4 separate regions of the Homo sapiens genome follow, and regions 1, 2 and 3 are each linked to region 4. Evidence: chromatin contacts called from ENCODE Hi-C data. All regions are on one chromosome and are shown on one strand. The core of a region is the stretch at or near the end of the contact, and the rest is flanking DNA. Distances in the headings are between cores, read along the strand shown.

Region 1 (2,700 bases), core at 176-2,675, 8.7 Mb before region 4:
AGAGAGAGAGGAGGGAGAGAGAGAGAGAGAGAGGAGAGAGAGGAGAGAGAGAGAGAGGGAGGGAGGGAGGGAGAGAGAGAGAGAGAGAAGAGAGAGAGGAGAGAGAGAGAGAGGGGGAGGGAGGGAGGGAGGGAGGGAGGGAGGGGGAGAGAGAGAGAGAGAGAGAGAGAGAGAGAGAGAGAGAGAGAGAGAGTCTGCAAGCCCACCATGATGGTCTCTCAAGCCCGCTCAGACATCTGCCCACCATCCACTGCAAGCCTCTTTCAAATGGTCACTTCCTATTATAAGGTTAAACTATAATCAACAAATCCCTTTCTTTCTCCTAACTCAAAACTGTAGTTTCCCATCTCCTTAAAGAAAAGGCACTATCCACCATTTGCTTTCTATTGTTAAAAGGGGCAATGCGTATCTTCTTTTCTTTATGGCACAATTATTAATATTACTCAGAAAGTCCTACCTTTACAAGTTATAATAAGTATCAACATTTATTTGAAATCATACTGTAAAATTTAAAAGGCATCCATATTTATGTTTTATTCTCACAATGACATCTCCAGGTCTTCAAACGGAAGACTACGACACAAATGGCCTGCCTTCACCGTGCTGCAATTTCTTCAACAGGTAACTTGCTTAGCCTGTGCTACGTATTCATACTGCACGTGGATGTCACTGAATGTCCTTTCTCTTCCAATACATATCTGTATCTAAAAGCACACGGTTTGCTTGCAGATTTTCTTCCTTCCCTTCTCCTCCCTATGGGAAGCTGCCCACTCCACCCCGAAAACACTGTCCCCCAAAGCAAGGGGACGCGCTGCACCCTCGGCTGTCACCGCGAGGGCTCGGCGCGCATGCGCGGCGCGAGCGGCCGGGCCCCACAGCCGCAGGTCGTTGGTAAGGCGGGTCCGCGGACCCCAGGTCGAGCCCAGCGGCAGTGCAGGATCGCAAGCGGCCCGGCACCGGCGCCGCAGGTTGTTGGCAAGCCTGGTCCGGGGTTTTAGGTTGAGCCCAAGCGGCAATGCGGGATCGCCACCGGGCCGCGCGGGCTTGGGAGGGTGACGCCCGCGAGGACACTGCGGCGTCCGGGGCGGGCGGGCACACTCACAATTTCAGCATCCACTCGCCCTCCATCACCAGCGTCCAGTTGGAGGCGGTCATGGGCTGGACCCGGCTCTGCTCCGGCGGCAGCGCGGCCTCCTCGGGGCCTGCCGTCGCCGCCACAGCCGCGATCCAGGCGGCCAGGAGCGCCGTTAGCTGCGGGCCGCAGCGCCCACCCGCCATGTTGGGCGCCGAGCGAGGCTTCTCGGCGGGGAGTGTGGGGAAGGGCAGCGGCCGGCCCGCAGCCTCGCTCGCCCGCCGGGTTTTTCAAGGAAGCGGGAGACGCAAGGGCCACCCCGCCTACGCCTAGCGGCGCAGACTGGCGGTGCTCGCAATGCCGCGGAGGACGCCACCTCTTATCGCCGCTTGCCCGTCGAGGCCACGCCCCCTCCCGCCTCCACTTGCCGTTGCCCGGGGTGTCGGTTACCTCAGCAACCACCGCCCTTTCTTCCTGACCGCCAAGCTGACAATAAACAGATGACCCAACGTTGCCTAAGTTAGAACATGCACCGCTGCTGCCCAGGCTCCAATAAGGGCAGGGTTGGCGCGTGTGGGCTTCTCTAAAGGGAAACATGGCCAGTAATTTTAAAATCCATCCCCTCTTCAATGATAGCAAATATAAAAGCAACGGGCTGCAAGGTACACGTATGTTTAATGAAAAATGGAGGGACGTGGTGAGTATCTCCTGCTGAAGAGAGAGGAAAATTTAAGTACTCTGCATGTGTATATTGAAGCATCACTAATTTAGGATATTGATGAAACTAGCCTATGCAATTGCATTTTTTTTACAAAAAATGTTAATTTCATAGAAACTCTTAAAAACATGGGTACTAGCCGATAAAATGAGTCAATTAAGACTATTGCCACCTGCAGTAAAATGGACCTCACATTTCTCTTGACTACAGTTTTGTCAGATCTAAAATGAGGGTAGCCTTAAGTGATTTCCAAATTTCTTTCCAGGTCACATTAGATGAATCTGTACCTTGGGACCACCACACCGTTAATATATAAGACTGGATTACAATTAAAGGATGAGGAAGCTTTCTCAAAGGGTGCTTTGTATGTGTTTACTAGTTGTGCAAACCATGAACCTCGGTAATGTGGTTAATAGACCATGAAAAGGATGTGGTTTCTGCCCTCGGCTTAAAACAAAGACAGCAATAAGACTAAAAGTACTTCAGGGCACATGAGAGCAAATTTCAATCAATACTTATAGGAGAGGGAAGTTAATTTTGCCTGAAGAGAAGATCTGGCCTGCATTATGCATTAATTAGTATTAGCTAAAAACTATGTGGACCTAGCCCTTATCATTAAAATAAAACACTCAAGGGTTTACAAACTATTGAAATTTAAGAAAATGTCTTTGCAATGAATGCTACTAAGACTCACTGTTATTAAGTACATACATATCAATTCCATAAACTCAATGGAAAACATTTTACTGTGCTTGTAAAAAGAAGTGACTCATAAACAGGAATTCTGTCATTTTATCACTTTCATGATAGAATGATGTGTAGAATTTGTTTTACAATGCTCCAGAAATAAAATGTAGGGAATGGAAAGAAGATAGGTGAAAGAAAAGTGGTGCAACATCAGTCAGTGTTG
Region 2 (2,700 bases), core at 165-2,664, 8.5 Mb after region 4:
GTAGAAGTGGTCATAGGGCACTATCATTTTTATGACTTCTGAATTGCCAGATCACCCTCAGAGAGATTGCATCAGTGTTCGGAGCTTGCAGCCAAGCTCGACCCCACAGCCCTGCCATCTGTGCCCGAAGTTCGATCTTGTTGGCTCCAGAATCCCTAGGACATAGTGCAGGAGTGAATCCCGAGCTGGAGCTGGGTGGGCTGTGGGGTCATTCCAGATTGATTAACCTCCGACCTCTGAAGTCTGCAGCTGGAAGGGGCTCCAGGTAAGAAGATAACTTTGAAGCATCACACCAGGAAACCTACTGCACCTGGACTTTCATGACATTTCCTGCGGGCAATTTTTACCTCCACGAAATTCAGTAACCTTTGCAGCCCCTTCAGCCCAAGACCACCAGGAGCAAACCTGTGGTCCACAAAATCGGGTGTACTGACCCACTGCAATGAGGGAGCGCCTCCCAAGAACGAAGGGAAAGGCAGAGTTTGAAGGGGTTGAGGGAAGGCAGAGTTTAGGTGACCTTTACATGAAGCAGGGTTCCCACAGGCTGAGGCCAGCAGGACTGTGTTCCGCGGGGCCAAGTGTGGGAAGCTGTGTGCAGACGCCCCCTATCTGGAGCTGCAGCCTGGATTGGGATGACAGAGGCTAAGTCTCGGTTAGTGGCTGAGCTCCCCGGCCAGACGGGCATGTTTCCTTCTCCCTGCTGTAATCTCAAAGCGGACAGCGTCTGCCAGGTGGTTTCGGGAACAGGGTTTCTCCGAGGGCTAGGGGGCTGCGGTCCCTCCGAGGCGGGGTCGTGGTGGCATTTGGCTGTGGCTGCCTCGCGCCCTCGGGAACGGGCGTCTCCAGCTCGCTGGCAGCTGGTTTTCTCCACGTCTGTCATCGGCCTGGAGTGGCAAGCAAATAGCTGGTATTTTCAGAGCCGCCCTGCCCCGGACAGAGAAGACCGGGCCCAGCAGGCGTTGGTGGATGCCTTTCAAGCTGTAATCAGTTTCCCCGAACGTGTACCAGGTCTCGGCCACAGCCCGAGCCCAGCGCGCTCCCGCGGGGCACCTGGTGACCCGGTGCAGGGCGGGAGGGCCGGTCCCAGGAACCCGAGGGCCGGAGGGCAGGGCCCCCTTCCCGCACCGTCCCCGGGCTGGCAGGAGCGGCCACGACGGCACGCTCCGAGGCCCCGGGTCCCTTGCCCCCTCCAGTCGCTCCCACTTTCTGCCGGGCTTGCCCAACGAGGGGGCAAACACCACGCTCAGGTGGCGTGGACAGGTCGCTGCCGCCTCGGACTACACCAGAGATCTCAGCTATGAGCCTGGACGCCCGCCCCGCCCTCCCGAGGCCCCGCCCCGCCCCCCGAGGCCCCGCCCCGGCGCGGCGCGCAGGCGCGGTCCATCCCGCCCGCAGAGCCGCAGTGCCGGGCGCCAGAGCAGCGGCGCCAGAGCAGCTGCACCATCCCGGCGTTCGCGTGTGCCGCCGCTTTCCTCCTCCATCTCTTTTCCTCCGCCTCCGCCGGCGCGATGGCGAAGCCGCTGACGGACAGCGAGAAGCGGAAGCAGATCAGCGTGCGCGGCCTGGCGGGGCTAGGCGACGTGGCCGAGGTGCGGAAGAGCTTCAACCGGCACTTGCACTTCACGCTGGTCAAGGACCGCAATGTGGCCACGCCCCGCGACTACTTCTTCGCGCTGGCGCACACGGTGCGCGACCACCTCGTGGGCCGCTGGATCCGCACGCAGCAGCACTACTACGAGCGCGACCCCAAGGTGAGGCGCTGCCCCGCCCTGTGCGCCCGTGCCCGCTGAGAGGGCGCCGGTCCCGGAGCCGCGCCAGCGGGGGTCTCTGCGGGGCGGCCCGTCGGGCGTTACCTGCGCCCCTAGCCGGCCGGCGGCCAGGCACAGCCGACTGGGGAGTCGCCTGGAAGCCGCAGTCGGCGGGGCCCGGGCGTCCCCTGCGCAGGGCCGCGGCCACGGGTCCGCCCCACTGGGAGCCCGCGCCTGGCGGGGTCCGCCGTCCCCCGCAGATGATGCTGAGCCCGGGAGCCTGGCGGACGTTCCCGGTCTCTTTCTGGCCGTGCGCTTCCGCGCTGGCTGCAGAGCCGGTGCTCCCCGCCCCTGCCTCCAGCCACTCTTTGTTTTCCTGCAGCAGCCTGTGGGAGAAAATGGGACTGGAACCAGGCCTGGGCAGCCTTGTGGGTTGGAATGGGGTGAGCTCGGTAATCTGCAGGGAATTGTGAGACTTTTTTTTGTGTACGCTGCTTAGAAGAAAATCACTGAAGATGCCTGCTTCACGCAGGGAGGGGTACGAAGCTCAGAGATGGAGATGGAGCCCTCGAAGAAGGCTCTGTCTTAGAGGTTCCCACACCTCCCTTGGAGAAATTTGCTTGGGTTGAAGTTGACAGAGATCATCTTACTAATTGTTACTTTTTATATCTTGCAAAAATTTGTTTGAGTAGTGAAACAAAGTCACTGATTGTCCCCGTTACTCTTAACCATGTTTACTATGGGCCTGTGTTCTTGCTGTGTTTTTGGTATTCCTAAATATACATACACATTTTTAAAAAGTATAATGCACATACAGTTTTTTAGATTTTCTGTTTCATTCGTAAACATTTGTAACTTTTTCACTGATAAACAGCTTTGCAGGTCAATGGATAGGATGGTAGTTTTCAGTTTGATAGGTACATGGTAGTCTTGCACAGCCCCCTGTTGCCAG
Region 3 (2,700 bases), core at 112-2,611, 6.7 Mb after region 4:
TTTCTCATCCTAAACAGCTGAATCATTCACATATTCAACAGCCCAGAATTCTTCCGGGCTGTCAGTGCGGGCTCTGCTTTTTGAGAGGTTGGAATTTAAAATCCTCCTTAGGAGAGCACGGAAGAATTACAGGAAATTAAAGGGATTCCCAAAGGACGCCTGACTTAAACAGCAGCAGCGTTACCGTTAATCAAACAGGAGGCTCTGGCTATCAATCAATCTCCGGAGAAGGAAAAATACTATGCTGAGAAAATATATTCGTTCATTAGTCAAGTATTTACTAAAGGTGTACTCGGCGCAAGGCCCCTGGAGAGAGGCCAACAAGCACACCAGCTCTGGATCCCTCGCCGGACCGCCCCCTCCCCGGCGGGGCCCACCTGCAGGCGGGACGCCCCCAGGTGCGCGTTCCAGGCGCCGGGGGCGGCCCCCGCACCCACCCCTCCGGCTCCACCCCGGCGCGCCTCACCCGGACCGGTCTCAGGAGCGATACGGGCTTCAGCGTGGCGAAATGCACCAATACGACTCGCTACGCACTGAGAAGGGGGCCCCACGCGCGCCCCGAGCTACCGCGCCCGCGGGCCTCAGGGAGCCGCTGACCTTCTAGGTCGTGGGACCCCCGCACCAACCCGGGCCAGGGCGAGGGGGGCGATCTGGGGTCTCCAGAGGGCGCGTGAGGCTGACAGCCCCCCCCCCAGAGTGTTCTAGGGGCTTCGTGGGGCGCTTGGGGAGCTCTGGGGGTCCTAGGGGTTCTCTGAAAGGCGCGTGGGGGCTGAGGGTCCCTGTGAGACTCTGGGGATTCTAAGGGGGCGTGTTAGGGGATCCGGAGAGCGTGTGGGGGCTGAGGAACCCTGGGGAGTTCTGCCGGCCCTAGGGGGTCTCTAAAGTGCGCGTGGGGGCTGAGAGCCCCTGGGAGGATGCGGGGTTTCCAGGGACCCTGGGGGGGCCTGTGGGGTCTCTGGAGGGCGCGTGCGGACTGAGGGCCCCTGGGCGTCCTGGGGGCTCCAGGGGGCGCTGGGGGACCCTACAGGATTTCTGGAGGGCGCCTGCAGGCTGAGGGCCCCTAGACGTGGTCTGAGGGCCCCAGAGGTTGCGTGGGGGACTCGGGGGGTCAGCCTGAAAGGAAGGGGGCCAAGTACGGAGACCCCCCCCCCCCAGGGCACGCACGGTCTGGCGCTCACCCAAACAGCCCTCGGAGGAAGGAGTGGGAGGCCTTGACTCGCTTCTCGGCCTCCGCCATCAGCTGTACTGCCTCACGCTCCTTCCCCGCGTTGTCCATGTCGCCCGCCGCGGCCGCCACAGCCCCCTCAGCCGGCTCGCTGTGCGCCCAGGCGCCTTAACCCTCCCTCTGGCGGCCGCAGGGACGCAGGCGCAGGCGCGACGCGCGAGGCCTTTCGGGAGCTGTAGTCCGGGTCCTGTCATGGCGGCGGGGATTCGCGAGCCGCCTACTACAGTTCCCAGGAGGCCCCGGGGCGGGGTGTGTGTGAGCCGAGCTTGCGCACCGCTAGCTCCCAGGACGTCGGCGCAGGGGGCGTGACCCCCCCAAAGGGGTCCTGGGCCAAGGTGAACTTTAATTTTGTATGTATGCAGAAATGGAAAAATGATCCGTGGCCTCTAGTAAAGATCACCTCCTCAGTAAGACTCGCATGGCAATGGGATGGATGAAGGAACAGGGGATAACAGATTGGATGGAACCCACACCCTTCATGCAAGTTCTGCAAAAGAGAATCTGGTGTAGCCACCAAAGCATCACATGCTTGATACCGCCCACCAAAAAACGAGCAACAGCTGGCAATAAGAGCCATTTTTATCTCCAAGAGCAAGACGTCCCCAATATAAGTTCAGTTATTTTTAAATCTCCCCAAACTGTAACTTTCTGTTGGTCCTCTCTTCCTTGGTTATAAATGAGTTGCATATATGCAATATATGCATAATCCACTCTTTTGTTGACTGAATTATATTCAATGGATGTGAACCATTGAACTCTTATCCTTTACATAATACTGGCCATAGTGGATGGATCTCCAGGGACAAAATGTTTGCCTGCCAGGAAGACTTCTAATCTCCTAGGAGAAGTATCCATAGATAGATGGGATCCTGTGCCAGAGACTTTCAGGCCTGTCCCAGAGGGAGTTATTTTTGAAGACAATGTCTAGACCATTCAAGCTTGGCAGTGCTAAGGCAGAGATGCTGAAACTAATAAGAAAATCACTGCCAAGTGAGATTTATGACAGTTTCAAACTGTTAATAAATACACTCTGGGCACTGGCATGCAAAATTTTAGAAAATGAAGACTGTCTGTAGAGGGCAAGGCAAGAGGGGCCAAACTCCTAGAAAGAAAGTTGACTAAAGCACATGTCACAGAGTTCATACATTTCAGGACTCCGTAGAGATAGAAAGAAATCTCAGCTCTTCGTGCAGTTTATTTACGATTACTACATGCATTATTCTAACTTTGAAAAGCTGAGCTGTGTGTTTTTGGAGAGAGAAGGAGGCGGGAAATTGGAGGTGACCGTAAATGCAGGGGAGACCAGAGAAAAACTGTAAAAAGTGAACATAAGCATTTGGAAAGCAGAGCAGTCTATGGGGGCTTAATGGAGTGAGGCTAAGTCAAAAGCTCCTAAGTAAATCAGTGTGTTGATTAAATCAGTTGTTCCCTAACGTGGTTCGATGCAGAAGCTCTAATGGATATTTAAGAAATAC
Region 4 (2,700 bases), core at 34-2,533:
TACACTCAGGTGCATGTTCAAAGCATATTTGTTTTACTGTTGCCTAGTTTTCCATGTCATTCATTGAATTATCCAATGCATATTAATTATCAGTCACTTTTCCCATTACTAAGGGTACTTGAGTGAACAGAGCAGACAAAAACCCCACCCTTAAAAAGCTTATATTATTTTCAAGTTGTTGCAACTTTGGGTGTTTTTAAAAAATAAAAATTCCCAGCTGATAAAACCAACTTATTTGACAGCTACCTGCCTCACCAGTAGAACCAAGTTATAGCCAGAATTCAGAAATAACATTTTTGAGCATTTATTGTGTCTGACAATGTGCCAATCACTTTACATTTATTTTAGCTCATTTAATGCTTACAACAACTAGAAGGAGGTACTATTAGGATCCCTATTTTACAGATGAAAAAAGTGAAGGTCAGAGAGATTAGTTAAGCAGAGGGTACAAGATTAGGTTCCAGTTGACTCTTAACAACCATTTCATATTCCAGGTGATGCTTTACAGACATCTGATGAATGGATGGATGAATGAATGCATGCACTTTGGGAACTCCCATTCAGCTTGGCATAAATACTAACTCCTTAGAATACCCTAGAAAAATCTAGACCTTTTGTTGGAAGAAAAGAGTGGGAAGGGTGGTAGGGAATTATTTTTTCGAGTGAATTGAGGCAGATGATCTTACAGATGACTGGGTTCTAGTCAGCATGGTTGCCTTATCTGGTGAGAGATGAGAATTGGGCAGACACCAGTTCTGTCTGCCCTGGGCCCTCAAACTGAGTAGCCTCTGAGATTCAAGTTCATCAGCACAGTGTTGGAGGACAGTTCCTGCAGAGCCCCATGAATCAGAGGAGACTCGGAGGCAGGAGGAACTGGCTATCCTAAAGGTGATTTTAAACCGGGGTAGCTAGAGCCCAAAGAAGGGCGAAACCAGGACTAACTGCCCCATAGCATGAGGGGCAGCGCCTGTAAAATTACATAGGATTTGTAAAGGTGGAAGGCACTGTTGCGCCGGGTAAAGCTTCGCAAGGTCGTGGTAGGGGAAATGATTCACTCCCCTTCACTATTCCCTCGCAGCATGGTCCTCACAACCCCCTTCTCTTTCCCCATTTCCATTTCCGGACTCTTCTCCTGCCCGCAGGGCAGACGCACGCGCAGAGAGATTGCCAGCCCTGGCTGCCAGAGACCCGGAAGCATCGATCGGCTCTGTGCTCGGCTTCTAGACTTGTCGGCGCTCGATTGAGGAGCGTGGCTACGTTGCTTCCGGTGCCTGGCTCCGTTTCCTGCTTTTGGTTCTTACAGTAGTCGGCGTAGGCCTTAGGTGGGTTCGTGCGCCTTCTACCTCGCTGTTTCGGTTTTCCTGGCTCCTCGGCCCTTTTCTCCCCTGTTGCAGCTGGGAGCGGACGAAGCGCGAAGCTGGGGTGGGTACGCGTTTGGCCCGGGTTTGGATCTCGGAGGGGCAGGCTTGGGGGTGAGGAGACTGACTCTGGGGCCGGGCATCGCGTGGCAGCTCCCTTGGACTTCGTTAGGGGGCCTTGGGCGAAGGTGCTTGTGTCTGGAGAGGCGGGAGGCTTGCGCGTACGAAGTAAAGGATAGTTAATGTCAGTCTGCTCGTGCGAGGCGTGGACAGTTCACTGCGCTTTCAGGTGTCTTCCAGCGGCTCCCTTTTGGTGGTGGCGGGTAATTCAGGGTGTCCCTGTAACAACGCAGCCCACGATCAAACCTCGCATGAAACCCTGCAAGAGCCTCCCCTTTGTCCCCCTACCTTCACTTTGACCTCTGCCTCAGTCACTTCCCTTTCGTCGTCTCCTTTGCGACCCCTGCCCCTTCTCCAGATTTCGATTTAGGGGGTCGCAAGGCTTTGAGAAGCGTTACGTTTTACCTGTTACCTGCACAAGTGCAGCCCCTGCTTGTAGGCTCTTCCCTTGTCAATCATCCAATGCAGTTCACATACAGTGGATGCTCTGTAAATACTGTGAGATAAAGGAATATGTGGGGCACACAAGGAAATCATCCAAGTTCACAATTTGCAAGTAAAAACCATGTAAAAAATGCAATAGTGTGGTATATGAGGAAGACAAGTGTAGAGGAGAAAGCAAGGGCTGAATTTCCAGGCCTGATGCTTATTAGCTGTGTGACCTTAGGCAAGTTCCTTACCTGGTAATAGCTGTTAATAATAGCTACTCTTAAGTGTTTACCGCTGATGCAGAACTGTGCTAGAATTCATTTAGTCTTCTGAGTTCTATTGGGTAGGTTCTGTTACCATTCTTATTTTACTGATGAGGACCTGAGAGGTTAAGGAACTTCCCTCAGGCAAACAGCTAGTAAGAAGCATAAATAGGATTTGAATTCACATCTGGCTGATACTGGAATCTGAGTTTAATCGTCATGCCACACTGCTGTCATTGAGCTCCTTTCTTTCAAGTCGGTTAGAGATAACCTTGGAGTCCAGACAGCTTGGTGATGCTGTATACAAATTAATAGGTATGGAAGGACTTTGTAAGTGCACCCATTAAGTAGTTGGCAAACTTCATTAATGTCTAACCTTATGATTTTTACTGGATGTACATTTGCTACTTTGGTCATTTTTCTTCAAATCTACATTTTAAAATTATTTCATTGAGGAGGTGGAAAGAAAATGTCACGTGTCATAAGTGAAACGTAAGTGTAAAAATAAATGTGTTGAATTAAATGGTGTT

Evidence for each region. A loop is a pair of places that touch in the nucleus more often than their neighbours do. Pooled maps may share reads with other maps.
Region 1: a loop to region 4 is called in a pooled map, with 8 times the contacts of the local background. The contact joins the promoter of TMX4 here to the promoter of SNRPB2 in region 4. A Hi-C loop is called at or near these places in 2 of 50 pooled maps.
Region 2: a loop to region 4 is called in a pooled map, with 7 times the contacts of the local background. The contact joins the promoter of PYGB here to the promoter of SNRPB2 in region 4. A Hi-C loop is called at or near these places in 3 of 50 pooled maps.
Region 3: a loop to region 4 is called in a pooled map, with 15 times the contacts of the local background. The contact joins the promoter of NAPB here to the promoter of SNRPB2 in region 4. A Hi-C loop is called at or near these places in 6 of 50 pooled maps.

What each region holds. Positions count from the first base shown.
Region 1 is chr20:8,018,336-8,021,035 of GRCh38, forward strand. It overlaps TMX4 (thioredoxin related transmembrane protein 4), which reads right to left and starts at 1,426. Exons shown (of 8, transcript NM_021156.4): 1 at 1,103-1,426. The coding sequence starts at 1,278. TMX4-AS1 (TMX4 antisense RNA 1) reads left to right here and starts at 1,571. Exons shown (of 7, transcript NR_184034.1): 1 at 1,571-1,769; 2 at 2,056-2,700. RefSeq lists silencers at 937-1,076, 1,187-1,426.
Region 2 is chr20:25,246,671-25,249,370 of GRCh38, forward strand. PYGB (glycogen phosphorylase B) reads left to right here and starts at 1,415. Exons shown (of 20, transcript NM_002862.4): 1 at 1,415-1,751. The coding sequence starts at 1,509. RefSeq lists silencers at 447-700, 719-798, 979-1,168, 1,179-1,368, 1,679-2,058 and an enhancer at 1,449-1,528.
Region 3 is chr20:23,420,127-23,422,826 of GRCh38, forward strand. It overlaps NAPB (NSF attachment protein beta), which reads right to left and starts at 1,362. Exons shown (of 11, transcript NM_022080.3): 1 at 1,179-1,362. The coding sequence starts at 1,276. RefSeq lists silencers at 351-580, 1,211-1,300 and an enhancer at 1,551-1,740.
Region 4 is chr20:16,728,743-16,731,442 of GRCh38, forward strand. It overlaps SNRPB2 (small nuclear ribonucleoprotein polypeptide B2), which reads left to right and starts at 1,284. Exons shown (of 7, transcript NM_003092.5): 1 at 1,284-1,422. RefSeq lists enhancers at 395-1,263, 1,322-1,371, 1,422-1,541 and a silencer at 1,692-1,741.